Regions from separate parts of the Homo sapiens genome. Here region 1 is linked to region 2. Evidence: chromatin loops called from intact Hi-C (ENCODE). Cell type or tissue: A673. All regions are shown on one strand. Links, peaks and the distances in the headings refer to the core of each region. The heading gives the core; the rest is flanking DNA. Region 1 has its middle 57 kb from the start of ERBB4. Region 2 has its middle 38 kb from the start of SPAG16-DT.

Region 1 (17,089 bases), core at 5,676-13,675, 650 kb after region 2:
CAAAAGTTGAAGCAAAAATACATGCTTATACTTGACACAGCCACTGGAGCAGACCACAAATATAGCTGTAAATTTTCCAGTAACTAAAAAAGGGACTTTTTCAAAAATCAATTTTGCAGTTTAAAATATTTTTGAGATTAAAAACCCACCAATTACTGATGGAATGGATAAGTATTTATGGTATTTGGATCTGACAGAAGTTTTTCCACAGAAAGTCGTCTTGAGATAAGTAACAACATGTGTTCTGAGGCTAATTTTAAAAGGCATATGAGTTACCTGCATCGTGTAAAAATACATTATTTGGGGATGAAGTAAAAGTTGTAATGTACCACTCATTTGAAACCTACCATGTTATTTTCTAAATTGTAAATCCTACCTCTCTAACATAAATAAGAGTACTATGGGGCAGGGAATGGGGGTCTGAGCCAGGATTTCATATCTCTTACTAATCCTAATACCTTGTAAATACCTTCAATACAGGACTATTTAGAAATGATTTGTTGATAAGGAGAATATTAAAGGCAGAGAAAAGAAGAAAGGGATCTACTCATGAACATGTTAGAGAAAATAGGTCCTTAACATTTTTCAGAGACAAAGTGCTATAAGAAGAAAGTGGGTGAGCGCTGTTAAGCTCAAATACTAGTAGTGATTTTAGAGTTGGCAAGTTTCTCTTTCTTTTTTCTCCAACTTGGAAAAAAATGTCTTCAATGCTGTGACTTTATAGGGCAAAATGTAGAAGCCTAATTGCCTTTAAAACACTGGGTTTTGTTTACTTTTAACTACAAATTATGTAAGTACCCATTGTAGAGAATTTGGAAAATATGGAAATGTACACAAAGGAAAATAACAAGCATCTAAAATTCTAAAACCTACAGATCTCCACTGATACCACTTTCAAAAGGTGACACTTCTTATATTCCAAGCTAATTTTTTTCTTTCTCTTTTTTTCTTCTTTTTTTTTTTTTTTTTTGAGACGGAGTCTTACTCTGTTGCCCAGGTTGGAGTGCAGTGGCGCATTCTCGGCTCACTGCAACCTCCACCTCCCAGGCTCAAGCGATTCTCCTGCCTCAGCCTCCCCAGTAGCTAGGAGTACAGGCATGCACCGTCACACCCGGCTAATTTTTGCATTTATTTTCTTTTAGTAGACATGGAGTTTCACCATGTTGGCCAGGCTGGTCTTGAACTCCTGGCCTCAGGTGATCCGCCCACCTCGGCCTCCCAAAGTGCTGGGATTACAGGTGTGAGCCACTGCATCCAGCCTAAACTTTCTTCTTAAAAAGATGTGGTAATTTATTCTTTCTAGTAGTGTTGAGGGTACTGCTTTAGTCAGACCAGTATTATCACATTTATGCATTCAATAAATTCAATAATATTATTCTTAAAATCTGTTGATTTGACAGGTGAAAGGATATCTTGCTTTAAACCTAATTTCCTTCATTAGAAAGGTTGGGCTTTTAGAAATTAATCATTTAGTATATGTACATTTTTTTAGATCTGTTGCAAATATTTTTGTATCCTTATTTGTTGTTTAACTTTTAAAACTTTTCAAACTATTGATGGACCTGTATACTACTTTAGATAATTCAACGCCAGAGTTTACCATCATACTACCAATAATATCATGTAATTATGCTGAGAAAAGTCTCAAACTCAATATGCATGTTATCTTGTAAGATTTACTCTAAAGAAATAGTTACATTAACAATTTGATGTTTACACTTTTGCATTGGTGACAGAATAACAAAAAATTTAGCTTATCATCTAACTTTCATTTAATTACTTATAAATAAACATTACTTCCTTGCTGTTTTGTTTGGCAAAATTAATAGCTTTCTTGTATTCCTTGAAAAAATTGTTATTCGTTTACCATCATCATTATGATGAAAATTTCAGCAGATAATTAATGACATTTTTGTGGTAATAAATATGATACTAAAAGAAACCATCTGGGAAAACTGCCACCATCCTCATTCAGCCATTTAAACTGAAATTATAATTTTAATAAGCCTTAAAATTATCCATTTGGCTGCAGAGGAAATAAACCGTACCTCACTTGCTATTCCTTTACGGCTGATGAACTCACTATTATGTAGGCAAGACGGAGCACATCATTTGTCTCTGGCATACAGATTGATGCATGTAGATTTCAAGGAGACTTGAAATAGATTTAAACTATTCAAAAGTATCAGTAAAACTGAAAGAAGAATCTTTTCTGATGTGTGACCCTTCTAATCAATTGGTGACACTTCTGATCTTTAGTGACACACAAAACACACACACACACACAATAAACATAAACCAAATAAAAAATATAATTTCTGAAGATATGAATTACTTTTTAAAGAAATTGAATAAGTCTTAGCCTTTGGGGAAAAAGCTAACATTGAAAATTATCTTCGTTTCTGAATTAACTCATTAATTATAATACATAATCTTATTTGCACCACTGACTCACTGTCTGACTTTGGACAAATCAAACAAACTCTTTGGGCTTTAGTTTTCTGATCTTTAAAATGAAAGCATCATATTAGATGATCTCTCAGATTCCTTGCTACTTTGGGATTGATCTACCACAAGGCCCTTTGTGGTCTGCAATGACCTAGTTTTATTATTCTGCTGTGGTACAGAGCGTCTACATGGGCACAGCTGAATGACACTAATTAGCAATTGGCATGGCAAGATTACCATTTTTTTTTTTAAATTTCTGTTGGCCTCTCACTGAAAGTTGAAAATTAAATTAATTTTTCACTGTAACTTTCTTAGAGGTGGGTAGGGTGGAAATTAACAAGATAATGAGACAAATGCATGTGTAAAGTGCCTGGGACTTTCTATGATGTAGGTATTCACTAAATGGTACCTATTATCATCATTAATAATGGCTACTTAGAGTGCTGAGGAAGCTTCCTGGTTATTCTTCAAATTCTCACATAGAATATATGAATCATTTCTTTATAAATTAACTGTTTGCTATGTTCAAATGTTGGACTATGCGCTTTAGATTGCTCTGGAAAAAAGATGAGGATAATGCTTATTCCTTCCACATATTTCTTTTGCCATACTTCATAATAACCGTTCACCAGCTGTTTATAAACAATATTTGTTTGTGTCAAAAAACTCAACATGGTATTTGAACTCCAAGATTTCCTGGATTTGTTTGAATGTTTGATGTGTTCAACATGTTTATGAAACATGAAGTCATCCATGTGGGTGCACATATTGAACAATTTTGTAGGTGAATTTATGCAATAGGTTAGTACTCTAGTGCCTATATAAATTAAGCAGTAAGATTACAGTCAGGAAATGCCAACTAGTTCTGGTTTTTCTTTCTTTCTTCTTAGAAGACTTGTCCAAAATTATTTCACAATCAATTTTAAAACTTTGAAGCTGCACTTCCATTTCATGTTTTGAAAGAAAGAAATTTAAAGTGCATTTCATTGAGTTAAAATAAATTACATTCTTCACATACTAGCTCACCAGGTAATCTTACATGGTCTTTCAGGGATTTTCCCAATGTGGATGAACATGTACACAGTTATAGATAAAGAATTTCACATAGGATGGGAAGAATAGATTACCATAGAAAAATGTAGCAGGTGTATTCTCAAGAACCCAGCATTGTTTTTCACTATCTTCTCCCCTGCTGTATTCCTGATCATTCTTTTGTGGGCTTTGAGAAGGAATTGTTTTATGACCAAGTGTCTTGGCCCATTGCAACATATCTGTAATTCCAGTGGTGGGCAGAAGCAATTTGGGCTAAGTGAAGAGTCACTAAAATAAATCCATCACAGATGATCAGTGTTGCTGTATTTGATGTCGTTGGTTGAAAGGTAGAGGATGGAAGAATAATTGAAAAACTAAGAGCTACAGCCTTCCATGAGAAAGTGTGTATGATGTAATCCCCAAAAGAAGCATACACATTTCTATTCCTTCCCCTCACCACAATCAATTTAGATGATTAATCATTGTATTTTCATTTTTAATTAGAAACTTTTAAATATTAATTATAAATGTAGCTTGTGAATGAGAAGAATGTCAGAATTGTATTCCTTATCCCACATCCATTCCAAGGCCAAACTTCAATTCCCAATAGAACTTTTTGTGGCCTCTTTTAACTAAATCCTTTTCTAATGATTTGAGTTTTGTGCATGGAAAGCACAGTAATACATTTCTATCCTTTGCAATAAATTTATCATAAACATCAAGAGTTTTAGAAACATGGACAGAAAATTGGATTTCGCGGGATTCTGTGGCTACTATCTTTAAAAAAAAATCAAATTAAACGAGTTACCTTAGAAAACAAAACTAATTCTTCAGCTCTATTCAACCTTACAGAGGCACACAAATACACACACTAGCAGAACATATAAAAGTCTTCAGCATTACCTTATATTTAATTTTTTAAATAAGTATTGGCCTTGCCCTTCCAAGAAATTTTTAAGATATTCTGCCTTGGCTGAGAATCTATATGACCTTTGTGCCACAGTGTGCTGAGGAATGCCATAACACTGTTAACATTGATCTTTTTTTCTGCAAATGTTCTATCAGCTTCCTTCTGAGGCTTTCTCTTGCTTGTGGGCAGGGTTAGGACAAGCTACTGTACTTGAAAATCTATACTGTTTGCTATCTATAGCAATTAATAAATGATTTTCCTCATTCAGTTGTTAGTCCTTATACCATTAATCAAAAAAGGCTAGATGTTCTGTTTGTTCTCCAATACAGTATAATAAATGATAGGACACATAAAAACAGAAAAGAAGAAATTTCATTTGATGGAATGAGAGAAACAGTATAGAGTTCCCAATCATTTCAAAATGATTCCTGGCCATAGATTTTAAAAGTGTTTCAATAACATTTTATGATATAACACACATGGAAATACAATAAATATCTCTTTAAGATTTTTCCTATTAGGCACTGTGTGAAAATTAAGAAACTTGTGTATTTTATCTCATTTCATTGTCAGCCAACCTACATTGACCAGCAGGGAAAACTATAGGTAAATTATAAGATAAGTAAGTATTTGTTTTATAACCTTTGATCTTCCCTGTTTATGCTTGTTACTGTCTTAGGTGTCTCTACCCCATCCACCCAGTATTTTATCCACCTTTTCCTTATCATAGATTTAGAATCTCACTTACCATATGTAGTTCCAACCAGATTTCCCTTGAAGTCCTGGATCCATTTCTTTAACATAAATTTAAATCTATTATGCATTAAGAATCCCGAGAGCCCAGTCATGAAGTCCCAGCATGAAGTTAAAATCAGGAAAGGGTCCATTAATGGGAAGCAAAATGAGAAATTTGCCGGCCAGATGTTAAAAGCTGAGTCTTTTCTAAATAGCTTCATTATTTACTTTCAAAGGTATATTTCTCAGAATGTCAGACACATTTTTAATCGGTGATTCTGCTCTTTGAAGGCAGGAACAGTGTCTGCTTTTCCTTTGCATACAGCATAATGCATTGTAGAAAGTGGGATTTCTAAAAATATTGTAAGTGTATGTTCATGAATCGATGCATAATTTTAAAAAATTAAAATTAATTTTAGTGTCATAAATATGCTATTTTTGGAATATGGACTATTTGAGTTACTTCTATTCTTCTTATTTTGTGAAAATATGATGAGGTGAATATATTTGTTAAACATATTTAAGCAGCTCCTTTGTTGCAGGAAAGTGCTAAGTACTAGAGACATTCTAAGGTATAAGCATTCGAGATACACCAGTATACCAGACAAATGTGGCTGCTGGCTTCATTGAATATACACGCTTTAAAAAAATTTTTTAAAAGGCAACACTGAAGACTAATTCACTTCTATAATCAAACATACACATTATTTTAACATCTAAAGTGTATTCGTGTCTATCTTTGAATTTCACTCTTTCTCTTTTATTTACCCTTTATATTTCTAGACTAATATGCACAGAAGATTTAAAATTTCTTTGCCTTTTTGGAACTATTAATATTACTTTACTATAGATATTTAATGCCACGTTTGTGCAACATAGTGAGACACCAGGGCTGCATGGCATTATACATTCTGTTTCCCTACTAGTCACCTTTTATCTGACATAATATAACTTTTTTTTCCTTGTGAAACCAATATTTATTGGGAGGAATATTTTACTTTTTCATATAGAGTGCAAAGAATCACTCTCCATTGTCCTAGTATTTTCTTCTCTATAATGATCCTTCTGGATAAAAGGAGAGACTTGTGCTTATTGATGTAACTCCACCCTTTTCTAAAAAATATATAATTTGCTGCCTTCCCTCTCAAAGACCTATGGTTAAAAACTATAAATGAGCTAATGTACCAGAAATTACTTTATAAACTAGGAAATACAGTGAATTTTCTGGTTATTACTCACTTGAAATTAACCCTGCCTTGAATCTGACCTAAGTATGAAGGGTTATGAAGCATATGCATTGCATAATCACATTTTTGTGAAATATTCATAGAGAGAGCAAGAGCGAGAGAAAACAGCCGGGGGTGATGGCTCACATCTGTAATCCCAGCACTTTGGGAGGCCGAGGCAGGTGGATCACTTTAGGCCAGGAGTTTGAGACCAGCCTGGCCAACATGGTGAAACCCCATCTCTACTAAAAATACAAAAATTAGCTGAGCATGGTGGTGCATGCTTGTAATCCCAGCTACTCTGCAGGCTGAGGCAGGAGAATTGCTTGAACCCTGGAGGCAGAGGTTGCAGTGAGCCGAGATTGAGCCACTGCACTCTAGCCTGGGTGACAGAACAAAACTGTGTCTCCAAAAAAAAAAAAAAAAAAAAAAAAAAGAGGGAGAGAAAGAGAAAAACAAGAAAAAGTGAAAAAGTGGGAGGACAAGATGAAGCAATAATTTAACAGTTTATTTCTAGTTGGTCAAATTAGAAAGACTTTTATTTTCTTCTTTATACTTTTCTGTATTTTCTAATTTTCAAAACTGAAAAAATATAGAAAAGAAAAGAAATGAACCTTCAGATATTTTTGCCTTTGCAGTCTCTGCAGACTCCAGTTGTTACGCCTGTTCAGATAGGTGGACACTTGCATTATGTTATTTGAAGATAGCTAGGGATGCCCCCTGTGTAAAAAAACACCACCCAAATAATATTTTATATTCATCTGCCTGTCAGTACTTTAAAATTCAAATGCTCTCGGACGGGGTCATTATGTCACAAAAATTTTTTTAATGGATCGCATTTTCAGATCATATTTTTTAGTAATATAAAAATGGACTGGAAATTTGTATGAAATAAGGCCCTTGTTAAATACATGCTTCTGGTTATTAATTAGCTTGGAAAATACCCTAAAATTCTCAGCTTTGGTTCCTTCCTCAAATGTATGAGATCAGTAAGATTCTCTCAGGCTCTAAAAGTTAGTACTGTAATCCTATGACTGTCCCAGAGTGCTGCACGTGTGATTCCTTTTCACAATCCATTCACTGTCAGTCACCTATTTGGCTTACCCACATCTGACATCTCCAGACCAGGTTCCTTGGAGTGAGAAAAAGTGGGGGAAGAGACAGAGAAGAGGGAATGAAATACCATTTCCATGTATGCCTCGCAATTCCATGAGAAATGACATTATTTTCAAGAAAAAAAAATTGGGAATCAGAGAACTAGTACATTGTTTTAAGTTAGTATGACTAACAACTAGCTGAGTTGGGGATAGAAACCTGGTGTGCCTGTGGCCGAAGTCCCTTACCTTCCTACCTCTCAGAAAAAATCATAACAGACATAATTCTGGCAGGAAGCTGCACCCAAGTCAGTTTTCTTTCCATGCTGCTGGGCCGTGTGTCAGTTGTAAAATTCCAGCCTGTGTCCTGCAGTTTCCATGGATCCCCTGACAGCTGCCTCTATTATCAGTAATTTTCACAATACTGTTGTTTTCTTTTTCATTTCCTTCAGATCTCCCAAGATGATGCCAAGTAGAGTATACAAAGACTGGTGTCCAAAAACTAGAATCTTAGAGATTCGGGATAATTAACTGCCTGGATACTTCCAGGAAAAAACATCTGCTAGAGTTTAGAATCAAGGTCTTACGTGACCAGGTATATATTTTGTAAATTTCTTTCTTGAGAACCTATTCCTTTATGCTTCTCCCAACCCCAGAAGTTCAACAAGTGTGAGCTTGACAAGGCAAAGCTGATAGTTTTATATCACAAAGAACTTGTGTTGTTTTTCAAGATGTGGATTTATGTTTTTGTTTTGTTTTGTGTAGTTGCAAGCAACAAAATCTGACCTGGCTACCATAAGGAAAAGGAGATTTATTGTAAGGCTATCATGTGTGTGTTGGGGTTGTGGTGGTGTTAGGGTAGGTAGGTCATAGACTCAACAAGAAGCTGAGGCCCAGGTTTAGAAACACCTGGGAATCAAGGGGGCTCTAGACCAATCAGCCACAAGAAGTACGGTGAGAGTCCCCTAGCAAGAGCAGTCAGTCTGACCAGCCTAGCATCCCACACGGCTCCTAAAAAAAAAAAAAAAAAAAAAACCCACCTCCAACAGTCCTATGTCCTTGCACCATTCACTCAAGATTCAAAGTCCCAAAGAGTGGGACTTTGAGTTGAGCAAACTTAACTCAGCAGGCAGAGAGAAGACAGATTAGTCCCTTAGGATTTTAGCATGAAACTAACAATATGGTATCTTCATGATTAGCCCCAGTTGGGAATTTCAAAGTAGAGTTCAAAGGTGCAACTATGGATCCTGGACAGATAAAAATAAAAAATTATACATTGTTCTCTATAGATAGTTTAACAAGACAAATAGGTTATAGACAAATGCTGAAGAAGGGATTCTAGTTTTATTTTGTTCTCATTTTTCTGTAGAATTAAATTTTTTATTTTACTTGTTCTGTGCAAAAAAGACTCTTAGAAATTGTCAGAGAACTACAGAGCTGGTTCTTCTTCGGATTGCAGTAGGTACAAATCCCTAGTGATTTATGAAATGATCTGAAACAAAGCAGTCTCAGATTTACATACAGGTAGATGCAATTACGACTTGAGAATGACTAGATTTTATTTTGCTTAAGTAGAACAGTGACATCTAGTGCCTGCAAAATTATGTCACTGGATCTGAAGGAAGATAAGAATAGACATGTTTTTAGGTTGATTAGAGAGAAATGAGGGATCATATATTAGTTATATCTGCAGGATTGGTCTCTTATAATACCCCTTTTAGGTTCCCACGAGTGCCACATTAGTGACTGCAACTCTTTCCTAGCTGTTCTCCTTAACTCTGGCCTCGCTGCATGCCGATATGTTATTCCTGTTTACAATTTTTCAAGGGATTATTATATTCTATTTTCCCCAACAGTTCTGTTTCTCATTATTTCCCAAAACGTATGCTCAGTTTTTGTCAAACACGATTTCTTCACTTTCAAAAGCAAATCAGACCATTTTTATCTCATTGTCAATGATTAATAAAGTTTTTGATAGATGTCTTGAAATTTTGGCTTTGTATAATTTTTGAATGTTTTTTGCATAAATGTTGATAGTTTTTAGAATTTTGGGTTTTGATAGGTTTATTGTAATTTTTGTTTCTATATTATAATAAATCAAGTATTCCATGAGATAAAAAATAGTCATGTGACATTTATGTTTACTTAAAAATACTATTTAGGTGAAACAAAATTCTAATTTGCCTAATATTTAATCTATTTATGTAATAAATTCATTTAATATTTATATAAAATATTATATCACGAATTATCTGTAAAAGATACAACTAGAATAGATTATTGAAGATAATTAACACAAGGCCTTAATTTACAGGTGAGGACATGAGAGCTTAGATAAATTGAATAATATGTATATATATGTAACATTAAATATACATACTGAGAATATATTTAAAAATAAATTAAGGCTGTTTACAAAACTTTATGCAATATAAAATACATTTTGTTAGTCATGAGATAACATTGAAATATTTTATATGTTTATATGTTTATTTACATATAAAATGTTCCAGATTTAAAAATCATTGCATCTGATTGCTTTCATTTGATCTTTATACCAATGCTGCAAAGTGATTTTATGCCCATTTTATAAATTTATTTTTAATGTACTTATTAAACATTGTTTATGTTTCTGGCATTCTGTTATGTGCTGGGAATACAAAGGTATCAGTTGGCTCTATCTTTTAACATCTTTTACATTATTTTTTTTCCCCCATTTGTTATAGTAGGAGAAACTGAAGCTGACGAAGTTAAGTCATAAGATGAAAATCACACAATACTAGGCAGAGATCCAGCAAGGGAACCAAAATCTTTAGTCTCAAAGTCCAGTATTATTTCCATATTATTTTTGCTATTTTTGTTTTAATTTATTCAGAGTTATCCAATGACAATACAAATAAACTTGGAAGGAAAGAATAGTTCTCATTCGTGAGAAAATGATTTTCCTATTTAATTTCCTGAAACAGAATATAAAAGTAACTTAGCTTTATCATTTTTAAACTTAGGCTAATTTATCAATGTTTAATGGGAGATAGGTTATCATTTTCCCCCAAGAAATATAATTTGTAGTCTAGTGAACACTATTCTGGTTATTAAGTAGAGAGATTTGTGCTTTCTTGGGTAACTCTTTTATTCCTCCAATACCATATTACCATTCCTTCCCAAAATTATCTGTCTTATAAACCACAGTTAGTTCATTAGCTGCTACTATTGTTTTCCCTTAGTTATTTCTTTTCATTTCTCCTTCTTTATATTGTATGGTCTACATTATACTACTCAGTGTTACTCAATGCTTTGTGCTCTGTGCACCATAGGCACCTACAACATCAAGAAGAGAAAATTTTGCAAAAATAAAAGATTCAAAAGGCAATCACCTACTTTAAAATAACAATTGCAACATTTTTGATCCCTAATTTTTTTTTTGTAATATACATGTAAAAAAGTTATCACTTTCTTAAAAGAGATATGATTTCACAGTTTAAGGGTCCAGTAATTTCAATGAAAAGTAGTGAATGGATTATGCAATCAAAACCCTTTTCTAGGCCAGATGTGGTGGCACTCATCTGTAATCTTGGCATTTTGGGAGTTGGAGGTGGGAGGATCCCTGGAGGCCAGGAGTTCATGACCAGCCTGGGTAACATAGTGAGACCCTATCTCCAAAAAGAACCCCAGAAATTTTCTGTAATTAAAATGGGAGGACTTTTCTTCTAGACCCCTCATTACTATTAGATTAGAATTGTTAAATGTGTATTTTTGAAGGCAAGATAGCAAATTTAACTAATGAGGATACAAAGAGAATCCCTAATTCAGCACAAAGACAGAACCCAAAAAGTTCATATGGTATGCTGGGAGATAAGGGATACTCTAGATATAAATGCCAAGATGAATCAAGTTTCACAAAAGATGCGTCAGGTTTATTTGAACCAGGAGTGGCTGAGTAAGCAGCTGAACCTGTTGGTTGATTTGTTGGTTGGTTTCTGTCCAAGAAACTCAACAATTATGTCAAAGCAAAATTGTGTTTTTTGGCAAGTGTATAAACTTTCATATAGAAATCACCATAAGTATGTATTTCTACATTCTAGCCACCATCCCTGTGTCTTCTCTCCATTGCTGCTTCTGTCACCCTGGATTGTATTCCTGTTGGTCTGTTACAACAGCTTCCAAATTGACTTCTTTCCTTTAAATTCAGCTTTCCAATCCAATTTACATACTGCTGCTAATTTCAACTTTCTTAAGCATTGTTTTAGTAATTTCATTTCTTGCCTCTGTAAGTAAAATCTCTGTTAAGAGCTAACAAGTTAAATATTTCTTAAACTTTAAGTTATATTTTGCAGCTATTTTATCTCCTTAATTCGAAAGACATATTGGAGTTATCATTTTTTATAGCTAAAATTGACAATTGTAACACTTAACAATTGTTCCTAAGATTTTCTAGATTTGTTTTGTTAATGGTACAGTACAAAATGCAGGGGTCTAATTTACCTTTCTGTCTGCCCAGGATGCCTGGCTCTCTTGGATACAGGCAACACCCAATAAATGCTGATTTAAATTAAACAAAAAAAGCCAGTAGTCCTGGGTGTGGTGGCTCATGCCTGTAATCCCAGCACTTTGGGAGGCCGAGAGAGGAAGATCTCTTGAGTTCAGGAGTTCAAGACCAGCTGGCCAACAGGGTGAAACCTTGTCTCTACTAAAAATATAAAAATTAGCCAGACTTGGTGGTGTGTGCCTGTAATCCCAGCTACTTGGGAGGCTGAGGCAGGAGAATCGCTTGGAAGTTGAGTTTGCAGTGAGTCGAGATCACGCTACTGCACTCCAGCCTGGACAATGGAGCAAAATCTGTCAAAAAAAAAGAAAAGAAAAAAAAAAGCAAGTGGGATCTGAACACTTTGAGTTGTAAATCCCCCTCGAGGCAATGGTTACATAGCAAACAACCATGGTACCTTAGACATGGGTTCAGGGTACCTTGAGGGAGGAGGGAGTTAGACGCCTCTGATTTAAAGGGTAATAAAAGGAATAGGTGAGAGAATAAAGTGTTCTTGTCCTGCTCTTTCCCATACCACTGAGTCAAGTCCCTTTTTTCAAAAATCTTAGAATGGGGAACTTCAAATAGGAGAAATTTATTTCGGTATAATGAAAACATGAACATATTAAGTGAGGTTTATGAATACACACTCTACTTGGTATTATGGAATCAATAAAATGAAAACAAGAGCTTACAATTTAGAGCAGTAGCCATATTTTATCTATAGTATATTTGTAGTGTGTGTGTACCTGTATATTTAGGAAAAAAAATCTATATTTCTCTATCAGCCTATGTTGTGGCTGAAAGTTAGCTTCCAACTTACAAAGGTAATGAAGAAAAAGTAATTCTCACCAAAGGGTTGGTGGAAATCCTCTTTTCTTTGAAATTGTATCTCTCATATATTGTGTGGCGCTATATATATATATATATATATGTATATATATATGTATATATATATGTGTATATATATATGTATATATATGTATATATATGTATATATATATATGTGTATATATATATATGTATATATATATATATGGCACAATATAATTTGAAGTCTTACATTTTATGGGACAATTTTAAAGAGGGAGGTGAATAGGATTGGTAAAAGCAGTCAGTAGGTAGATGCTATATACATGAAAAGTGATTATCTACTCCAGTGGTTTGTATTGTTTTAAATAGGTGACCACTTATCATAATGCCTACTTTGTGACAGAGAACAGTTTCATATATATACAGGAAGAGAAAGAGAAAGTCAGGGAATCTAACAATCCTACAAGGACTACCCTAACCACATTTTAAGCTAGGAAATTGAGATATTGAGAATAGAGAGGTTTGGTCAATTTCCACAAGTTATACATTTGGTAAGAGGGGAAGTCAAAATTAGAATCTGGACGGCCAGTTTCCAGATTTTTCTTTTTTGTTTTTTTTGGAGACGGAGTCCCACTCTGTCGCCTAGGCTGGAGTGCAGTGGCACAATCTCAGTTCACTGCAACCTGTGCCTCCCAGGTTCAAGCAATTCTCCTGCCTCAGCCTCCTGAGCAGCTGGGATTACAGGCGCATGCTGCCACGCTCAGCTAATTTTTTGTATTTTAGTAGAGACAGGGTTTCACTGTGTTGCTCAGGCTTGTCGCGAACTCCTGAACTCAGGCAATCTGCCTGCCTCGGTCTCCCAAAGTGCTCCAGAGGCTACACTCCCTTTCAAAAACGAAATGAATTTTCCCATGGAATTGCATTGTGTTAGGAAGAAAGGATTAACATGAACAGGATGCTAAGAACTTTGCATGTATTTGTACATTCTAGCCACCATCCCTGTGTCTTCTCTCCATTGCTGCTTCTGTCACCCTGGATTGTATTACTGTTGGTCTATTACAATAGCTTCCAAATTGACTTCTTTCCTTTCAATTCAGCCTTCCAATCCAATCTACATACTGCTGCTAATTTCAACTTTCTTAAGCATTGTTTTAGTAATTTCATTTCATGCCTCTGTTAACAACCCCTCAGTGGTTCCCATTTCCTACTCTATTAAGGATAATATCCTAAATGCAGGAAAACTTTCCGCAATCTGATCCCAAATCCTGTGCTGCTGCTTCTTATGGTACTTCCAGATATAGTCTCTGTTGTGTCCCACACAGGGTACCTTGATGGTTACTGGACCAAATTCAGCCCATATATTTGTTTCACTACATGTTGATTTTTAAAGACAAATTTCCAACATTAACAAAGGATGTTCGGCATAAAAATCCTGATTTCCAGCCCTCATGTAAAATTGAAGGTCATCCAAGGTTCATGCTGTTGATAAATCCTGCTCTTTTTGCCTTCAACAGATGTACTCACTTCCTCCTTTGAACACTTAATTAACTTATTAGTTTCTCCCTTAGGGTATTTATCATAGTCTATCTTTGGTTAGTCACTTGTTTATCCCACTACAGAATTGTAATCTATTTTGGAAGTAGAAGATATTTTATATTTTTCAGTGTTTCCCTTATCGCACCATGAATACCCACTGCCTCTCTGGGTTCCTGGTAGATTCAGTTTGAAATAATGGTTATTTACTATTTAATTTCTTTCTATGTCCTGTGTTGAGCAAAACTTAAGAACATCTGAGCACTAGTACTTTTCATTCCCTTTGCAGTTTGGTGTTATAGATTGTGGACTTCAGAACAAGAGATCGATTATTATAGCCACTGTCCTGCTAGCTATGGCCTCAAAATACATGATTCAACGAGCATCACCTACATGATGGACTATTTACAGTACTGCTATGGTTAAATGTGGTAATTGAATCAACATTTTTGTGGGGGAAAATTAAAGGAGATTTAAGGAGAAAACTTGTATTTATAAGAAAGACCTTCTTGAGACACATATTATAAGGAACACTTGGGCTTTGTCAGTACTTAGTGGGTTGTTTGACAAATAGTCAAGACCACGATAACCATTTAAAATATATAAAATGATATCATAAAAGGTAGTAGCTGCATGTTAAAAATAGATTTAGGATCTTGGGAAGAATACCAAAGGCTTTTTTATTCAGTATAATTTAGAGACATTAAAATGAAATATTCACACTGGGATTTTGAAGAGGATAAGAAAAGAAGCTATTTCTTTAAGAGGCACAATATAACAATAACAAGAAAGTACTACCCAGTTATATACCCTTGTTATATAAAATAACAAGGAAATACTACCCTGTACTTGCTCTCTGCTCATGAAACTTAAATCTATTTCATGGGGACTTGAGTGACAGGAGTGAAGATAACTTCCAACAATGTGCAGGTAAGGGAAGAGATAGGAATTGGAAACAGGTCAGGAAATATATTGTCCTTATGAGGTGTGTTTCCGAAACTAAGTTGATGAAGTTTGCTTATGCGTTCCTTTGATCAGGGAGGAAAGGATCAACTGATCTTTCACTCTCTCCCTTCCTTTCTTCCTTTCTCCCTTTCTTCCTTCATCAATCTTCCTCTCTCCCTAATTTTTTCCTAAATAAACTATAAGAAAAAGAGAAATCTTGAAGGAAAATCACAAAGCATGTTAATTTAACCTAACATCGTGTATAGGATTTTTAGTTTGCAGTTCTTGAATTGGCAGTGGCTTTGATATAGGAAATCATTTGAGGTGGCATTATTTGTATTTATTGAATGCTTATTAAGTGTCAGGCCATGTTCTTAGTGCTATATATGAGTTAGTGGAAAACACACTGATCTTGCACTTTCCCTTTGCCAGATAGGCTTCTACAGTGTCACAGATAATAACTCATTTACACCTCATAGCAACTCTATGAGGTAGGTTTGTTATTATCATGCTCATTTTATATATTAAAAAAATGAAGCACAGGGAGATTGAGAATATGGACAAATTCATACCAGTAGGTACCAGAACCAGGATTCACACCCAGGCAACCAGGCAAAGGATGCCTCGCTTTTAACCACTCTGTTACGTTGCTATCTCTGATAAACCTTGACTCATGTAGGTTACAGTTATTATTCCAAATTTCAAATGAAAAAATCAAGGCCCAGAGAGCTTAAATAATTTGCAGAATATTTCACATTTATTAAGATGTGCTTTGCACTGAACTTACTGTCAAAAGATGAGATTTGCATGCCTACTGTACCACTTGCTAGCTTTGTTAATTAACTTCTTTCAACTTTAGCAATCAGTAATAATACATAATTCATAAGATATGTGTCTTAAATACAATGATCACTTGATAACCTGTGGGTAGCACAGAAATCTTACCGTAAGAAAGTATTGTAAGTCACATGGCCCAAGATACATAGGCAAGTGCAGGAATTCACCACTATCATTGGCAAAAGGTTAACATTTAGTTTTCATCAAAATTATAATGTGTAGGACTTGAAAAAGAAAAATGATTAACAGTTATTCAACCATGATTTGAAAATGGTCTTTCAAAATATGATAGAATACATAAAGAAAAACAAAGGTGATTGATTCAAATACATAAAATTTAAGTTGCATAATTTGTTATGTATATTTGTGTGTATACATTTAAAAGCTGAGAAAATGTTAACAACATATATGAGAAATCAGTAAAACACAAACATCAAAAAAATCAAAGATTATATAAAAAGGATGTTTTAAAAATACCAATAAGAATATGAAAAAATGTCCAACTTTATTAGTAATCAAATTAAATGTAAGCATATAATTCATCTCAAATTTTAAAAAATAGTTAAAATATGTTAATATATAGCATTGGCATAGTAGAGTAGAAATGAGGGCTTCCAGGTATGGCTGGTAGGTATAATATTAATATGTATTTCCAAAAAAAACACATTAGCAGATCATATCAAAGTCTTCAAAATATGCATGTGTTTGACTCAGCAATTCTACTGCTAGGAATATATCTGATAGTATAATTTGCGCAAAGATTTAGTTACAAGAATGATCATACCAGCACTGTCTATAATATCAGCTCCCATTAGTTCAAGTTCTTTGGTTATGCTTCAAATAAACCAATCTTGACTACATTAAGCAGGAAATAAATATATTTGAAAGATATTGAGAAGTTTGCAGCATTGACAGGAAGGCTAATGAACCTGGCACGGAAAGAAAAACAAGGTATCACTGGGAGTTGAGTAGCAGAAACAACTCAGTCTTATCA
Region 2 (17,089 bases), core at 3,009-11,008:
TGTAATCCCAACACTTTGGGAGGCAGAGGCAGGCGGATCACGAGGTCAGGAGATCGAGACCATCCTGGACAAATGGTGAAACCCTGTCTCTACTAAAATGTACAAAATTAGCGGGGCATGGTGGCATGTGCTTGTAGTCCCAGCTACTTGGGAGGCTGAGGTAGGGGAATCACTTGAACCCAGGAGGCGGAGGTTGCAGTGAGCCAAGATCGTGCCACTGCACTCTAGCCTGGTGACACAGCAAGACTCCATCTCAAAATAAAAAAGCAAAAAACAAACAAACAAACAAAAAACAAAAAAAATACTGGGATGGTATGAGAGGCATTAGTTGAAGTGCCTCCTTCCCATCTCATACTTCCACACAAGTATGTTACCCTAGAAGGCTAACAATCAATGTCTGAAGGAGAGAAACTATGTAGAAGAGTGCCTATGGCGGAAGGTGTTTGCTTTGTTTTGCTTTGCTTTGCTTTTCACCTTCCTCTTAGATCAGGTAAGAGCTTCCAAGAGGAGTGGAAGAAGAGAACCTACGGAGTCAACATTGACAGAATGTCACCCTGGTATGGGAAGACTTGGGTCTTGTTCTCCTTTAGGTCAAGTGGGTGATGGAGCAAGGAAGGTAGAGAGAAAAGTAGTAGACCGCTACATAAGAGTGCTGATCCAAGACGAAAAAAGAATGGCCCACTGCACATCTGGAACTCCTAGAAGCAGTTGCCTCGCATGTGATCCTAGTGCCAGAGTGCAATGGAGCTGGAGAATAGAGATGGCAGCATGAGATGCAGGTCACAGTTGGGTAACCTGAGGCAACCCCAGAACTTTCTACAGCCTCATGATTTAAAATCCAATTCAGACAGAAGGGAGCAAGATGAAACCCTGAACTTAACTGAGTTTAAACCTCAAATGCTTGAGAGAAACTTCAGAAATAACTAAAATCACCTGAATGTAAATAAATCACATTTTCAAGTTTATAGATTGTAAAAATCACACACTACACATGTATGGTTTCTGTACTTCTCAGCTAATCTTTTGTATTGTCTTGCTGAAGTCTCAAATTAAAAAATAAATGTGACCCAGCAACAAGAATCTTCAGGTATTTTTCAAAGCAAGGCACAAGTAGAACAGAATAATATTTTTAGGAAACGTCTTGGTCCCTAGAGAAGGTGGAAGAGAGAATCAATGCCCTGCTTAAAAGACAAGCTGACTGAGTAGTCCCTGGCAGATTAAACTTTGAAGAGCAAATTGTCAGGCTTATATAGCCAGCTGTCCTATTTAAAGCTTTAACAAATAATTTGCTGAACGACATACTAGCCTGTATATGGCAGCATACCAGGAACAGGACACAAAGAGGTATAAGAATGTTGCTCCACTCCAAGGTACACACACGAACCTCTCCTATTTGAATTACAGTATAAAGCGCCTAAAACACCTACAGAGATAATATTCCTTGTCTTACATGGATTCTAATGAAAACAAAGAGGTCAAAGCCTTGAACTTGATAGACTTGAACCAATTTGAAATAGAAAGTAGAGATAATTTTATCTCAATAGCTCTAATAATAAGGCTGAGGCATTCAGCACCAGCTGCAAGCTATTTTGCCGCTAATACCAACCATAAATACAAAGAATAGCAATACCTATAGAATAGTAGAGTTGACTGATGCCAGGCACCTAGACAAAATGCAATGTCGGAACTCTTTTAATCTTCCTGTAAACATGTTCCACCTTTGTTTATACCATTTCAGTTTAAATACAAAATTTTCAAATCACTTATTTAAATTTGGCTTTTTCTTGGCTCTAGTAGTGGATTAAATATAATGTATAGAGGAATCATAGAGTGTACCCTTTATGCCCAAATTACTTGGACTAAAAATGTCTTTGTAACAGATAAAAGACACTCCTAGTATGTTGAAGAAAATCACAAACATGTACACAAGATCAAATATAATAATTATCTTTCACTTTTTTGAGTTAAAGGAAAGCACAATAGCAAATAAAACAAAAACAGATAATCACCCTAGAATTGCTTCCAAATAATTCCTCTATCAATGCATTATTTCACACCATTAATCAACTATGAAAATCCTTGAAAGGCAGACTAGATCCCCAAGATTGAAGCAAAATGAAAATCCTAGAATTGCAAACCCTATTTTTTTGATTGGAACAAAAACAAAAATTGCAAAAGAAGATTGACATGCCTAATTGCTCCCGTGAAAGGAACAATAGCAAGTAGTTTTAGAGAAATGCTTAGAAATCCATTTGTGCCTGTCAATAATATCCACCTTTTCAAGCTGCTAATCCATTAGTCACTAATGGCTGACTTGGTATTAAGCTGGACAATACAAACAGCCCATTCATTGCAGGGAAAAGTAAAGAACTAAATTTTTGTTGTTGTTGCTATTATTGTTTTGCTTTTTTTAGGATAAAAAGTAGCAGTAAATGGATTTGGGATTGACAAAAAGAGCTGAGGGAGGTAATTTCAACAATTTGCAAGAAAATGTAAACACAGATAATCTTCCCCATAAAAATTAAGTTGACTCTAACTTTCATGATCACCGTTACGTTATACATGCAATACTATTAAAGAGGGATAAGAAATATCAAAGGTGAGTAAAGAGTTTTAGTATCTTTACCATGAAGAGATAGATTTTTCTTAGCATCATTTATGTAAAATGTTGTTCTGTTGTGCCAGCAAAAGCAATACAATATTTAAAATCAAATTACACATCGAAGAATTTTAGACAACCACAAGAGAGCAATTAACAGTAGAGGTGTGAAGGAAATTTTGTTCTTTTAAATGAAAGAGTGGCGAAAGAATAAAACCTTGGTGTCATTTCCAATGAATAGTGACTTCCAAGATTGATTCTTGGATGGTAGTCCTGCTTTAAAAGAAAAAATGTGCGTCTTTTGAGCTGAGCCCACTCTGACTCAGCACATTGTTAGAGAATAACAATAGTGCCATCTACTGTCAAATTATGGTATCACTTATTTCAAACTGACTTAAATAGGGGGTTCCATCCAATACTGTAAAAGAAATCTTAAAATTATATAAGTAATATTTATCTAAAATATTCAAGAAAATGAAGAGACTCTTTCCACATAGGCAAGAATTTCGTTCTGTGCTTTCTTCCACTAGTTATTCTTCATGCTCTTATATATTACTTAAAGCACTGTTTTACAAGCGTTATAAAAAATAAATTGAAAATGTACCTTACATGGCAGCAGTAAAGATTTCATGGATAATTTTGAATTAATTGTCCCGTATTTCTAAGTTTATTTTTTCATTAGTTTCCGGGCTGTTTCCTAAATCTAATTAGCAATGTAATTTTCCTTGTTAAATTTGGAGAATTTGTTTTGGGAGACAACTGCACAAAGCAAGATAGTAAAAGAAACATATAGATGTGTTTATAACATTATGGTATTGCTGCTAAGCACTGTCAATAATGAGTTTTAAACGGTAATTGTGAATCCCTAATGTACTTTATATATTAACTATCCTATAGAAGAAAGTTTGAAGTCACAGAATAAATAGACCCCATACATGTAATTCTAATTAAAAGGCATACAGATTAATTGCATTTGTTATGGAAGTCACGAAGACCTTATAGACCTAGACAATGGCAAAAATTAAACAGGCATAGAAGAAAGTAATAGGCTTTAAGTCAAAGAATATTTTTTAAAAAATATACAATATGACCAGAAGCAGTATACATGTTTGCTAAAGCTATTGATAGCATCATTTTTACAGTTGGGCAATTGATAAGGAAATTGGTTGGTTGCAATAGTTAAGCTTGGTTTTTAATTTAGAATCAAGAATACTCTACCATAGTTTTTAAAATGCAGGATATTTTTATGGACACCAAGTTACCAAGTGATTGTGCTGAGATTAGATGCGACTAGGCACACTCAGGGTGGCATGGCCACAGGCAATGTGAGTATTAGACCCCTGAAGTGGGCTCCAAACAACTTGCTTCTCATTTTTCATCTAGGAAAGTAACCAACAGCCCCAGTGACTGGAACCCCAGTCTCAGTCTTTCCCCAGAATCTCTGTAGCTGATAATAACTCTCATTATTTCACGTATCAAATGCTTTCTATGTATCATGCTAAACAACCCTCTGTATGGTTTAGACTCATATCCTATAAATTAGACCTTAATATCTCCATTTTATAGACTAGGAAATGGAAACATAGAGAAGTTAAGTAATTTACCTGTGATATTCCCTTAAAAGTATGCTTGATACATGACTCAAGTACTTAAGTTAAATGAATATGGCCACAAAAGTTATAAACACACAGCTATGCTCCTTACTTTTTCTAGTTTGTTTTGTCTGTAAGGAGCCAGTAGGAACACCATAAGAAGCCATTATTATGAAAGATAAGACATTTTCTTACGGTGGTGCAGCAGATCTCGAGGTGAATGGGAGGGGCAGGGTGTAACTACATAGGGGTGTTGCTGACATGGAGTAGAATGTCCCATTTTTGCTCTCTAAAGATACGTTTTACTTGGATGCTCTAGGAATTATAAAACCTCTCCAACCATTTCAGACAGTTTTACCTTTCTCTAGGGATCCCTAAAGTTCATTTTCTTCCTTTATTTTACTCTGACTTCTTCAACCCCAAGCCAAACCATTACTCAGGAATGCTGGATTTGTGAAGACTAAAATTCATTTTCTTTGGGTTCCCTCAAGACTCTCCCCTAGTCCACCAGTCACGGAAGTCAACTTAAATTAGTGTGCTCGGTTAACTTTATTTCTTTCTCAAATTTTTCTGTTTACATTTTTGCTCCTTCAAATTATCTTCTGTGGTTGCATATATCTGTCCTGAACGACAATAGAAACTAAAATGCAATCCTATTTTTTGTTTCCTATCTAGTCAGTTTTTTTCCTACTACAAAGTGAAGTCTAGCTTATTTCTTGGTGCATTCACTGACTGTGAGCATCAGCACAGCAATTAACTTGTTTGAAATACACCTCATTTCAAAAAAATTCAAATGCGGACAGCAGACAGCGCAAACATGGATCGTAACTGGCTCCTGTTAAGTTAATAACCTGTACCCTCGATCAACGCTAAGGTCAGACTGTCAGCTTCAGAAAACAATGAAAGAAAGATCTGCCTCAAAACTGGGCAACAATGAAATAACCAGGATATGGAGAGGGGAATCTTTCAGATGACAGGGCATAAGAAAATTCTGTGGTTTACAGGAGAAAGATCCTGTGATATGTTTTGAAAGTGGAAGTAAACTGTTTTCAGAGTTGTGTTTTTGTTGTTGTTGTTGTTTTTGAGACAAAGTCTTGCTCTGTCGCCCAGGCTGGAGTGCAGTGGCGCCATCTCAGTTCACTGCAATCTCCACCTCCTGAGTTCAAGCGATTCTCCTGCCTCAGCCTCCCAAGCAGCTGGGACTACAGGCGCCTGCCACCATGCCTGTCTAATTTTTTGTATTTTTAGTAGAGACAGGGTTTCACCGTGTTAGCCAGGATGGTCTCAATCTCCTGACCTCGTGATTCTCCTGCCTCGGCCTCCCAAAGTGCCGGGATTACAGGCGTGAGCCACCGTGCCCGGCCAGAGTTATGTTTTTGATAGATGATGAAGTGGAAAAGAGGAATGTCAGGGTGTGAGCACAGATAAGAAAATAACCCCATGGTGTTTGTGGCAGAGCCCAGCATGGCCTGGGAAAGGTGAAGAGGCCACACTGAGAGACAAGCAGTAACAAGCTGGTTAGGTATCGGTGCCATGCACACGCTGTGGAAGTCACGTTAGTTCAACAAGATTGGGTAATCAAGGTACAGGTCAGGTATGGGAGTGGACTGGGAAGTGTCTGCATCCAAGGGAGTGATTCAAGTCAAAAAGTTTAGCAAGTATCAGAATCCACAGGCCCCAGTGAAACCAGATGACAAACAGGTTAGTGAAGTCAGAACATAGATCAGAAGGCTCAACAGTAAGTGAAAAGGCAGGGCGTCAAGGGTTCATATAACCTACATGATTCAGAAATGCTGGTGGCAGGCAAGACCAGGCAGCAGGAATCCTGAGCCCAAGTTGAGTCTAAACAGCAGAGTGATCAACATTTATGCAACTAACTCTGCAGTAGTCTATCCACAGCAAGAAAATTCTGAGTGGAAAAAAAAAATATTAACTATATTCAGCCTCATCTCTGACGACTTTAAGCCATTTTAACTTCCTGATGCATAAATCATGAGTGAATCCAGCCCAGGTTCCCATACATCAAAATGCATATAAATTTGTACATGATAATAAATGGACAGGTGTGGAGTGGAGATAAATGTTACCATAAAAGGAGTACATTCTGGAGGGCTTTGAAATCTCAGAGAGATCTTTGAAGGTCTTCAACAGGAAAGCAGGCTGGGCGTGGTTGCTCACGCCTGTAATCCTACCACTTTGGGAGGCCGAGGCTGGTGGATCACCTGAGGTCAGGAGTTCAAGACCAGCCTAGCCAATATAGTGAAACCCCATCTCTACTAAAAATACAAAAATTAGCCGGGCATGGTGGCGGGCGCTTGTAGTCTCAGCTACTTGGGATGCTGAGGCAGGAGAATCGCTTGAACCCAGGAGGCAGAGCTTGCAGCGAACCAAGATCATGCCACTACACTCCAGCCTGGGCAACAGAGTGAGATTCTGTCTCAAAAAAAAAAAAAAAAAAGAGAGAAAAAAAAGCAGTGGATGAGGAATTCAGTCTGACACCAGCAGGCTGAGCCACTGGAGAAAAAGAGTGCTAGGAAATTGTTCCTGAGTAAGAAAAAAAATAGGTTTTTAGAATACTAAAAAACAGTTTTCTGGTTTAGTTTGTAGGCTTCTCTCTGCTTCCTTCATAGTTGTCTTTCACAATAAAGTCAAAAATATCGCTTAAGTATTAATATTGGAAGACAGAATTCATGCTTGGCATATAAGCTCATCGTGCCACATGGGAATTCTATTGTTCAACAGGAGGGATACTTTGACTCTTGCCACGTGGGAACGTGTTTAATCCTGAGGCATAACAAGACTACACCAGGGACAGGGTGCAGGGGAGAGGGAATGATAACTCTCCTAATCTGCACTATTGTAACATTTTTAAATTCACTAAATTGCATGTCCCTTGAGAATAAGGGACATTTCTTCTTTATTCATGAAGTCCCAACACTTTCTGCCTGAAAATAAAAGATATTCATAATGTTTATTGGATTAAATACTATAGATGACTTCCATATTTGTATTTTAGAATACTCTTTCATTACAAAGAAATGGAAGTTTTGGAGAATAATTAACTATTTAAAATCTAAACTAAGTAAAATATGTATCTCCTCAAGTTCTGAAAGCTACCACAATTTCATTTTAATATTTGTCAACCTTGAGCACATTCTAAACTTGAGTTTTATAAGTAAGGAAACAAATGAAGAATTAAATCTGTTCAGACTCATTCACACTAATAAGAACAATAAATGTTATTTTTGTTCTGATAAAACTTTTTATAGAAAATAAACTATGCATCAGACATAGTTTTAAAATTAGACATTGGAAACATTTAATCTTTCCATTTAACTAATCTGCACTGTAAAAATAACCAATTGGAAAACTCAAGTGACCTCTCTAGAGAAAAATATTTTCAAAGGAAGAGAACTCCTTACTGTGTTGTGGGCATGCAAAAATTGCTTAGATGGCATAGAAAGCAGTTTCTATTACTATCACTATAAATCATAGCATTTATTTCTTTTTAAAAAATTGGCTGATAGCAAATGATTTCAGTATATATATGTATATATAATTGCCAATTTGACGTTAATTCTGAATTACACCATTTACAACCATGGATCACTTGCACCGCCTAGTGGTCATGCGTAAGTATTTCTTACTCAAGGTGTTGGCATACCTAAGATAATATTTTAAAGGTTTGAAGTACTTTGTTTTGAATATATTATTTTAAACCAAATTCGAATAAAATATTCATTCCTATGTAAATATGGAGTATAAGATAGACACCCAAGTATATAAGGACATGTCTATATTGTACAATATACATATGTAAATAGATCTCAAGAAATTATGTGGTTTATATAAATGTCCATAAAATTTGTGTAAGCCTGAAGCACATCTCTCAAGATTATCTCTTCTCTTTTCTATCACATGAAAAATTAAACAGAGGCTTTTCAGCTCTCAACAGCCATGATTTTAAGTGTGTTCTCAACCCTAACTCCATATTAGAACTGCAAGGGATATTAATAATAATAATACAATGTCTAGGTGTCAGCAAAGAGCATTAAATCAGAATTCTTGAGTATAGGTATGGGAACTTACAGTTTTATAGTTTTTATAGGTGACTCAAGATACACCCAATGTTTCACACCTCTGATCTAAAGGGTGCACATAAAGATTCTTCAGTTGAAAGAGAACACACAAAATGAAAAGATGAGTCCACGTTACCTGAAAGTGTGAGGATGGTGATGTGTTGAATCACTTAGCTCTGCCTGGTTCTGCACAGGGCCTATTATTGTAGAATTACAAGAAGAAGGACACTTGTTTCCTCTCCTAGAGATTTCAAAACTTTTTTTTTTTTTTTTTGAGACGTTATTGGCATACCTGAGGTAATATTTTAAAGGTTTGAAGTACTTTGTTGCCCAGGCTGGAGTGCAGTGGCGTGATCTCGGCTCACTGCAAGCTCCGCCTCCCAGGTTCACGCCATTCTCCTACCTCAGCCTCCCGAGTAGCTGGGACTACAGGTGCCCGCCATCACGCCCAGCTAATTTTTTAAAATTTTTTTAGTGGAGACGGGGTTTCACCATATTAACCAGGATGGTCTCGATCTCCTGACCTCGTGATCCGCCCGCCTCGGCCTACCAAAGTGCTGGGATTACAAGCATGAGCCACCACGCCTGGCCGAGATTTCAAAACTATTATACAAATGCACCAGATTCACTTATTATTTGATAAAATACATTATTGTGCAGTATACTGCCATTGTCCAAAATATATTTTGGAACTCACATTTGTGAACTGCTTTCTATGCTGGAATAAATAGAGATTATATAGAAAAAGATGTGGAAGGATTATTTTTTCATGGAAAAATCACTATCAGATTTGCGCAAGATCTTTTACCATATTTTAATCCATCCCTAGGCGTATGGACAGCTGTTTGTCTTTAAGATACTCAGGTAATTAGTCTATAGTTTGAAACATTGAAAAAAATCAGCATTAAAATCTTGGATGTTTAAAGGTGTAATATGAACTTTTGGGCCATGTGGGAAAGCCAAGCTTTTTAAATGAAAAAGCTAGTTTTACTACCAGTAGACACCTAAAAACATTCTACAGTTCATATTAATAAGACTGAATGTAATTGAATGTCAGCAGATATGGTGATTTATAAAGTATTTCATACCCTGTGTATAATAAAATCCCTGGCACTGAGTCCTAATATTTGATGAAACATGATAGTGGCTTTATTTCCAATAGAAAACTTGATCTAGAACCTTCTATCATTTTTATAGTGAAGTACTTTACCTGTTTCTATCTGTACTCAAGTTTTCATCTTAAATTAAAGAAAAAAATTACACAATATGGATTTTAGCCAATTTCCTTTTTGAGCTATTTCATACATCTTCAAGACAATAAAATAAATATTTTAACAAATATATCAGAATTACATATGTCTAAATGAGTGTAAACTTTTTGAAAACAGACGCTTGAGGAAATTGACATTTACTTCACTGATACTGACTGCCCTTGTCCAAAATATATTTTGGAACTCACATTTGTGAACTGCTTTCTATGCTGGTAGTACATTTTCGAATATCTGTTTTATGAGAAAACTTTGTTTTTGATGGTGGATTTGAATTTTTTAAACAGCATTAAATGACATTTGCAGCCAAGACTAATGGGTAATTGTGTTAAGGTGGATGATGAGTAAAACAAAACAAAATAGAATAAGATGTGTGGGACTATAAAGTAAGCACGGGGGGGTGACGGATGTCACACTAAAGACTATTTTGAAACTCTCCTTAAACCACCAATGAGACATTTCCCAAATAATATCAGCGATATCAGCACTTTGGGGATATGCATAAAGTCTCACAAAACACCTGCTTTAAGGGTAGTAGATGTGCTGTCTTGGTATAGGTTTCTTTTATCAGGGTAATGTTTACTGAACTATTTATTAAATGTTCATTAAGTTGAAATATTTATTGAATTGGAAAACAATTGTAATTAAAATGTTTTATATACACTCACAAAATTGTATATATATCATGAACATAGAGCTTGATTAATTAACACACAAACTGAACACACTCGTGTAACCAGATCAAGAAAAAGAACATTGTCAGGTTTGTAGAGTATTTAAAACAAGCTCAGTGCTTTGTATTCACACATTTATTTAAAATAATGTTGTAAAAGAACAGCATCATCCAGCCACAAAACTTAGGAAGAAATGTAATTTCAACTTAGAGAGCAGGCTCATAGTTCATTTTAATCAATTAAAAATTAAAATGTTTTAATATGATAAAACACATAATGGGGTGCTTTTAACTAAACATGCTTTATAAATACCTTGATAATTTTATAAGAAGAAAATTGAGAGAAGTAAAACAGATTTTGATAAGATTTCTAATATTTATTCATCATTTTAAAATGTGAAATTTGAACATTAAATAAAAATTTCCTAGTAATTTTGATAACTTTAAATGTATATTTCTATTCATGTTGATGTTAAAAAAAAAAAAAAAAGGTTCCCCAAACTTTACTCTCAAATCTGAATGTGCATTCTACCAGCCTGGAGGCTATTGTCAAAATGCAGATCTTGGTTTGATCTTTCTAGGTTGGGGCCCAGGAGTCTGCGTTTCTGACAAGTTCCCATCTGGTGCTGATGTTGCTAGTTCTTGTGCCACACTTTCAGTAGCAAGGGTGTAGACTTCAACTTGGATATATTTAATAGATATCATCACGTAATATTTTGTCGTCTTTCTAGCTCTTTCCCAGTCTCTGGACGTGCCATTTATTTTTGACCTTTTCTTTTCTTCCCTGTTTTTGGTTTGTAAAAAAAAGCAAAAAAACTCCTATTACTGTGAATTGTCTGACTTCATATTCTCAGTGGCGGAAATTCCCTCAAAAACCTCTCCCTTCCCCTTGCCTTGGCACATTCTCCTCCCACTCCCCACACCTGCAGCTTCCTGTAAGCACTTTGATTTTCAGAGGTTAGTTTCTACCTCCGTCTAAGGTTCACCTTAATTCTTCAGTGTGGTTCTGTGTAGTAAAATGAAACTGTAATATCAATGTCCTGGACCCATGAAGGCCAGAAAGCTCAATGATTCAACAGTTTAAAAAATCAATTCTGCTTAAAAACAAACAAAACCCAGAGATATCTAAGGCAGCTGGGCTGTAATACTACAGTTCATCAGCTGGTACCACTATCTGATAAATTTTGTACAATCCTGAAATATTACTGGTTTTTATGTTTTGATTAATGCAAAAAATTAGTTCCTTTATATCAATTCTGCAAGACTGAAGTGCAATAATTTCAAGAATGAAAACAACAGTTGGCGATTTCCAGTATGAAAAAAGGGTCTATGATGCTAACTTTAAAGGTTATAAGACAAAAACAGAACATAAAATTATAAATTTAATTATGACTGGATAAAGCATAAATAACTTTAGATAATGGTTGATTTTCAAATAATATAAGAATTTATCCCATATAGACTTTTAATTCAAAGACTTCGTAAATAAAGGCAATAAAAGATCAATAAAGTTTAAACCAAGACACAAAATCTCCAGAATTCTTTAATATCAACTTTGTATAATGAAAGAAAGAAAAAGAAAAACCTATCAGTAAGATGAATATATGAAATTATGTCTTATTCAGCAATTTGCTGGTAATGGAATTTTCTGACCTGAAAATCACATAATTATTAACCATCTATAATGAATCCATCTATATTCAACTCATTGAGATGTATAAATAATAATCAGAAAAATCAGTCAATTCTGAGCCTTTGCAAGACAAATGTATATATATTTTACAAGATAGGTCTATGAATTACTTCAATTTATCTGTTCCATAATCTGATCTAAATTTTTAATTCTCTTTGCAGTTATGAAACAGTAGTGACAAATGAACATATCAAAAACAATTAAATATATCTATCTGCATTTCTGATTCATTCAGATCATGTTCTAATGAGCCCTGGTGTGAGAATTGAAAACTTGGAATCTAATTTTGTCCCCAGCACTAATTAGCTTGTGATCTTGAACAGGTCAACTAAATTCTCTGACTTCTAGTATCTGATATTGGAACAGATCTTTGGTGCTAGACAGGAAGATTGTAAGAATCCCAGGAGTAAGCTCAGAATCAAGTCTCATTCTGACCTTAAACCCAGCTTCTAAAACTTAGCTTCTTGACACTTAAGACCAGATATTTTGTCCCCACTCCTGGTCGAGGATTCTGGTCTCTGCCTTTCTGCCCATACTTCTGCTTTGGTTCTCATCCAGGATTGTAGTTGCTCTAGGACTAAGATGCAGACTTATTCTTCTAACACTTGCTTAATACTTCAGATTTTCTTCTAAGCCCCAATGTCCATAGCTACCTTCTTCCCTTTGACTCTTACACTGCATAGATTTCTGGCTAATGTTTCTTGCCAAAACCCTCTTGATTCTGAGATTTGCCTATCTACCTGGTCTCCACTTGCTGCTGAATCTCTCCTCATCATACAGCCAGTGTTTTGTAGGGTCTCCACGTCCCGCCCTAGCCTTCGCGAACCATGCAGTTGTTGAAATAACATTGACTTCAAATATCAGGGTCTACGCATGGGATGATGGTCTGCGGGTATAAAACTGAAAATGTTGTTGCAACAAGGCAAACAGGTCAGATGGGGGGAAAAGTGATGAAGTGTTGCATCACTTCAATAGTATATTTTCTTGACCAAATATAGTTGTCATGAAAATTAGCAGATTCAGAGAAAAAATATAGCTTAGACAACTGCTTGCTAATATCAGTTCTAAAAGCATGGTAAAAGTTTATTTCCCATAGGTCATTCAATGACATGTGCTTCTAAGTTAAGTGCCAGTATCTGTAACCAATATCTGTTCTAGGAGCTCTCATTTAAACAAGTGAAAATACATCAAAAGAACTGAAACAAATCAGCAGTCACCATTCAGGATTTATTTGTATTAATCTACTTAACTCAAAACACTTTTTTTCTTGATCTCTACTGTTTACTGCACCTATATCTTAAAAAACCATAAGCCATATACAACAAATACAATAGATAGGAATGTGTATAGCTGGCCAATATTAAAACATCAGGATTGCTTCACATCTGATACCTCTTATTGCAGCAAACCCTGCATCTTCAGTCACTTGCCAGTCATTTCTGATTGATTATTTTTAAAGTATGTATCTGATTTTTTAATCGTTTGTATATTTTTAACAATAGATTCTTAGAAATATAAACTTGTCTGTGTCTAAAAATATGGGTTCCTGGGTCTACAGAGTTAGAATATCCAAGCATGGATGAGAATTTGCATTAACAAACTAACCAAGTCATTCTGTTCTTATCTTTCACAGAGGTCACTGTAGAACAACTGTTGTTTTCATTTAGCCCCTCTGCCTAAAATGTTAGGAAAGCAAAACACTGGTGAACAGTGTTTGAGAAAAATGTAGACTAAATTTAAATACCTGTAAGCAGAGTATACCAACCTCTCATCTCAATTCCCACACCAACTTAGCAACTGCAGAGGTTACTTACATGCCTGGCTGCAGAGGCACTGGAATTTGCTACTGTTGACCTCAGTTATTAGGGGAAAATTATCATTACCTGTTGTAGAAAGATGCTAAGCATATAAGGCAGACAAGGTACTGTGCTGACTTATATTATTTAATTAAAGTAAGCTTTCTTTTCTTTATGTTCTGGAGATCTCCATAAGTTGGAAAGGCCACTGGTCAATGTTGTTTAAGAACAAGGATCATCTTTCAATTAAAATGTTTTCAATTATAGATAGACTGAGCTACATTGGCACAATGGTTTTAAGATAAAAGTAACACAGTTTTAAACACTAATCCATGAGATCTGAAAATAAATAAAATCACTCTTAAATGTTAGGCACTATTTTAGTATGTCAAACTTAAGTATGTTTATTGAGTTTTGAATATTCAATAAACTTTTTTTAATATCTACTATTTTTAGAGATTCAATAACCAAATAGTGTGGCAAAACAAATTCAAATGAAAAATGCATGCTATTTTTAATTTCTCTTGGGTTGTTGGGAGCGTATATAAATATATAATATATGTGTGTGTACATGTGTGTATAAATATATGTTTCACTTTTAAATGACTATTGATTTTCACCTAACAAATATTTCTCCAATTATATATTTTTTACGATGTCTTGATGCATATCTGTATATTCTATGCAATATGTATAAATAGGAGCCTTACAAAAATAACGATATTTTAAAGTATAAGTGTCCAAAAAGAATAGCCTGTGAGTACTAAGCAATGCTCTCTCAAAGGAGAGTTTTTTGTCTGTTTGTTTGTTTGTTTTTTGAAACGTAGCTTTGCTCTTGTTGCCCAGGCTGGAGTGCAGTGGTGCGATCTCAGCTCACTGCAACCTCCACCTCCCAGGTTCAAGAGATTCTCCTGCCTCAGCCTCCTGAGTAGCTGGGATTACAGGCATGAGCCACCATGCCTGGCTAATTTTTGTATTTTTAGTAGAGACGGGGTTTCACTATGTTGGTCAGGCTGGTCTCGAACTTCTGACCTAGCAAACCACCCACCTCAGCCTCCCAAAGTGCTGGGGTGACAGGCGTGAGCCACCGCACCCAGCCTCAAAGGAGAGTTTTACCTTTGAACATTCACTTATTTTGCAGGCTTAGTATTTTTTTTAAGTTAAAGTTAAAGTTAACCGAATGTTATTACATAAAGTCATATAAAAATAGAGCCAACAACTAACTAATAGTATTTGTCTTTTTTATTCTATTTTAAAATATGTAATTATTCTTAAATCAAAACTAAAATCCTGGCAACTAATATTGTTCTGTTATAAAAATAAGCCTTCATACTTGTTCCTGATTTCAAAATATGTAGAGTAAGAAATCCACCTCGGTTTTGTACCTATGTGAGAACTTGGTGTTTACATCTGTTTCTTTCATTTATTGACAACACGCATACTAGGAACAAACTGCTTCTCTTCTTTATGTGGATAGTTCATTCTAATCTGTGTAATAAATATGACCATTTTGTCTCATTTCATAATATTCTGAAACAATCTCCATTTTTCTAGTGTGAGTTATTTCTGGCTGTCCTTGTGTCAATAAGGCACATGATGGCTTGGTTTTAGAAAAACTAAACTTTCCAGTTTGGTAACTATAGAAAAGTTTAAAATGGAGTTATCTCAGGAGAAGGAATTACTTGTGTATTTTTGCAGCTTATGAACCTTAAGTGTGAATGAATTTGATATTCTGCCTTTAATATTATGGCACTTAGTCTTGAATTCTTAACATGGCTTTGGCAACACCCCAAGTCCCAGTGCAAAGGGTATTACACGTTTATCTGTTCCGATTTTAGGTTGAGCAACAAGACTGCTTTTGTTCAAAGAATAACTAACAGATGAGTAATAAAGTCACTTACCCAAAACCAGATTCCATTGTCAATAAGAGGAGATTTGGATTGTACAGTTTCATCTGACAACTATGTTGGAATTCAACTTTTTAGCAGAAGTCAGAAAGCAACTGTTCTTTCAACCAAACTGTTTTTTTCTCAAGAATACACCAGCAATCTCTGAAGCATTTTCATTTGACCACTTTTTTTAGAAGGGGCTCGTAAGCTTGTGTTATACTAAAGCTTAGCTCCTCAAGCAAACTGGTGTTTTCCCTTTTTGTTATCAGTAGAGGACTTTCATTGTTGCTTTTTTTCTTCAGTAGAGTTTTTGAAATCTGCAGGGGCTTTTCTGTTTTTCTTTTGTTTTGCTCTTTTTTGCTTTTTTTTAAAGAAAGTTTTTAAATGTTCATTTAGTAATGGAGTCAAAGTGGAACCAGGAAGGCAATTCTTAAAAAAAAAAAAATTGTCCAAAACTAAAATTCCTGACCTTAATGGAAAATAAAAAATTTTACCATTAAATCATGAGACAAATGCAGTTAGGATATATCAGCTATCAAAGTGCAGAAATCAAGTCTCCATGAGAAATAAACCTTTGCTGCTGGGTATGTAATAATAAATTTATTTATATTATATATTTATTTCTCATGAAAATGCCTACTGCTTAGATAGGGGTACATTGATACTAATTTCTGTGTAGCACTCTTGGTGGGTTCCTCCCAATTCGGCAGACTTAGCACTTCTCCTCAATATAGGAATAAATTTTAAGATAAAATAGATTAAAATATTTTCAATTTTTCTTCTCTCATGGAGACATCTACAATGCTGCCCATGTAGGGCAGCTGGTTAGGAATACATGTTTACTAGACTTATATTTGTACAATTCTCAACTTCAGTTGTTACAGTAAATTAACAATTGCCCCAGCCAAAAAACTATTTTCTCTGTTATGATTTTTCTGTACTTTTTAAACAGATTTCTCTGCCTAATTTTATACACATTTTCTGTTGCCTTCCCAGTCATTTTTTCTTTTTTTCCCAGAAACAATTCTTTCTAATAAATTTTGACTTTCACATAATTATGCTGATTTGGGGTGTCATGTTTCTACAAGGTACCTTTCTCGTGAACTCCAGCATCCACGACAGCCTGCTGTCTTCTCTCCATGGTATTCTGAACAAGTCACCAACCTTGGTCTCTGATAAACAAAACTGAGGCTTAAACTGCCTTTTATTTCACTTTTATTTCACTTTTATTTCACAAAAGGCTCTTTTTAGCCTAATTCCTTATAGTCCATATTCTAATATTATTTCTCAATTTTAAACCTTTTCCTATAATCCAGAGTCAAAGTATTATTTCCAGTTTCTAACTATAAAGTAACTCTAATTGCTTTTTTGCATATGCAGTAATTAGGAAGTGTTTAGAACATGGTGTTTTAGCACATATGATGAAAATTTAAAAACAATCTTGACTTAAATCTAGAATGTTTTTCAAGACAAGTATAACAGAATAGTCACTAATAAATT

What was found. A loop is a pair of places that touch in the nucleus more often than their neighbours do. Peaks named below come from ENCODE experiments on the same cell type or tissue, not always from the same donor. Only the 100,000 strongest peaks of a DNase experiment are listed, where the experiment ranks them.
Region 1: a loop joins it to region 2, with 5 times the contacts of the local background. A loop is called at or near these places in 3 of 110 quality-filtered maps.

What each region holds. Positions count from the first base shown.
Region 1 is chr2:212,587,175-212,604,263 of GRCh38, reverse strand. No RefSeq gene overlaps it. Among named protein-coding and RNA genes, the nearest start is that of ERBB4, 57 kb to the right of the region's middle. In A673, for the core only: a CTCF peak has its summit at 9,014 (motif pointing left); a DNase peak (open chromatin) is centred at 9,033; H3K27ac peaks cover 653 bases.
Region 2 is chr2:213,237,596-213,254,684 of GRCh38, reverse strand. No RefSeq gene overlaps it. Among named protein-coding and RNA genes, the nearest start is that of SPAG16-DT, 38 kb to the left of the region's middle. RefSeq lists an enhancer at 3,009-3,058. In A673, for the core only: a CTCF peak has its summit at 7,828 (motif pointing left); DNase peaks (open chromatin) are centred at 6,974 and 7,804.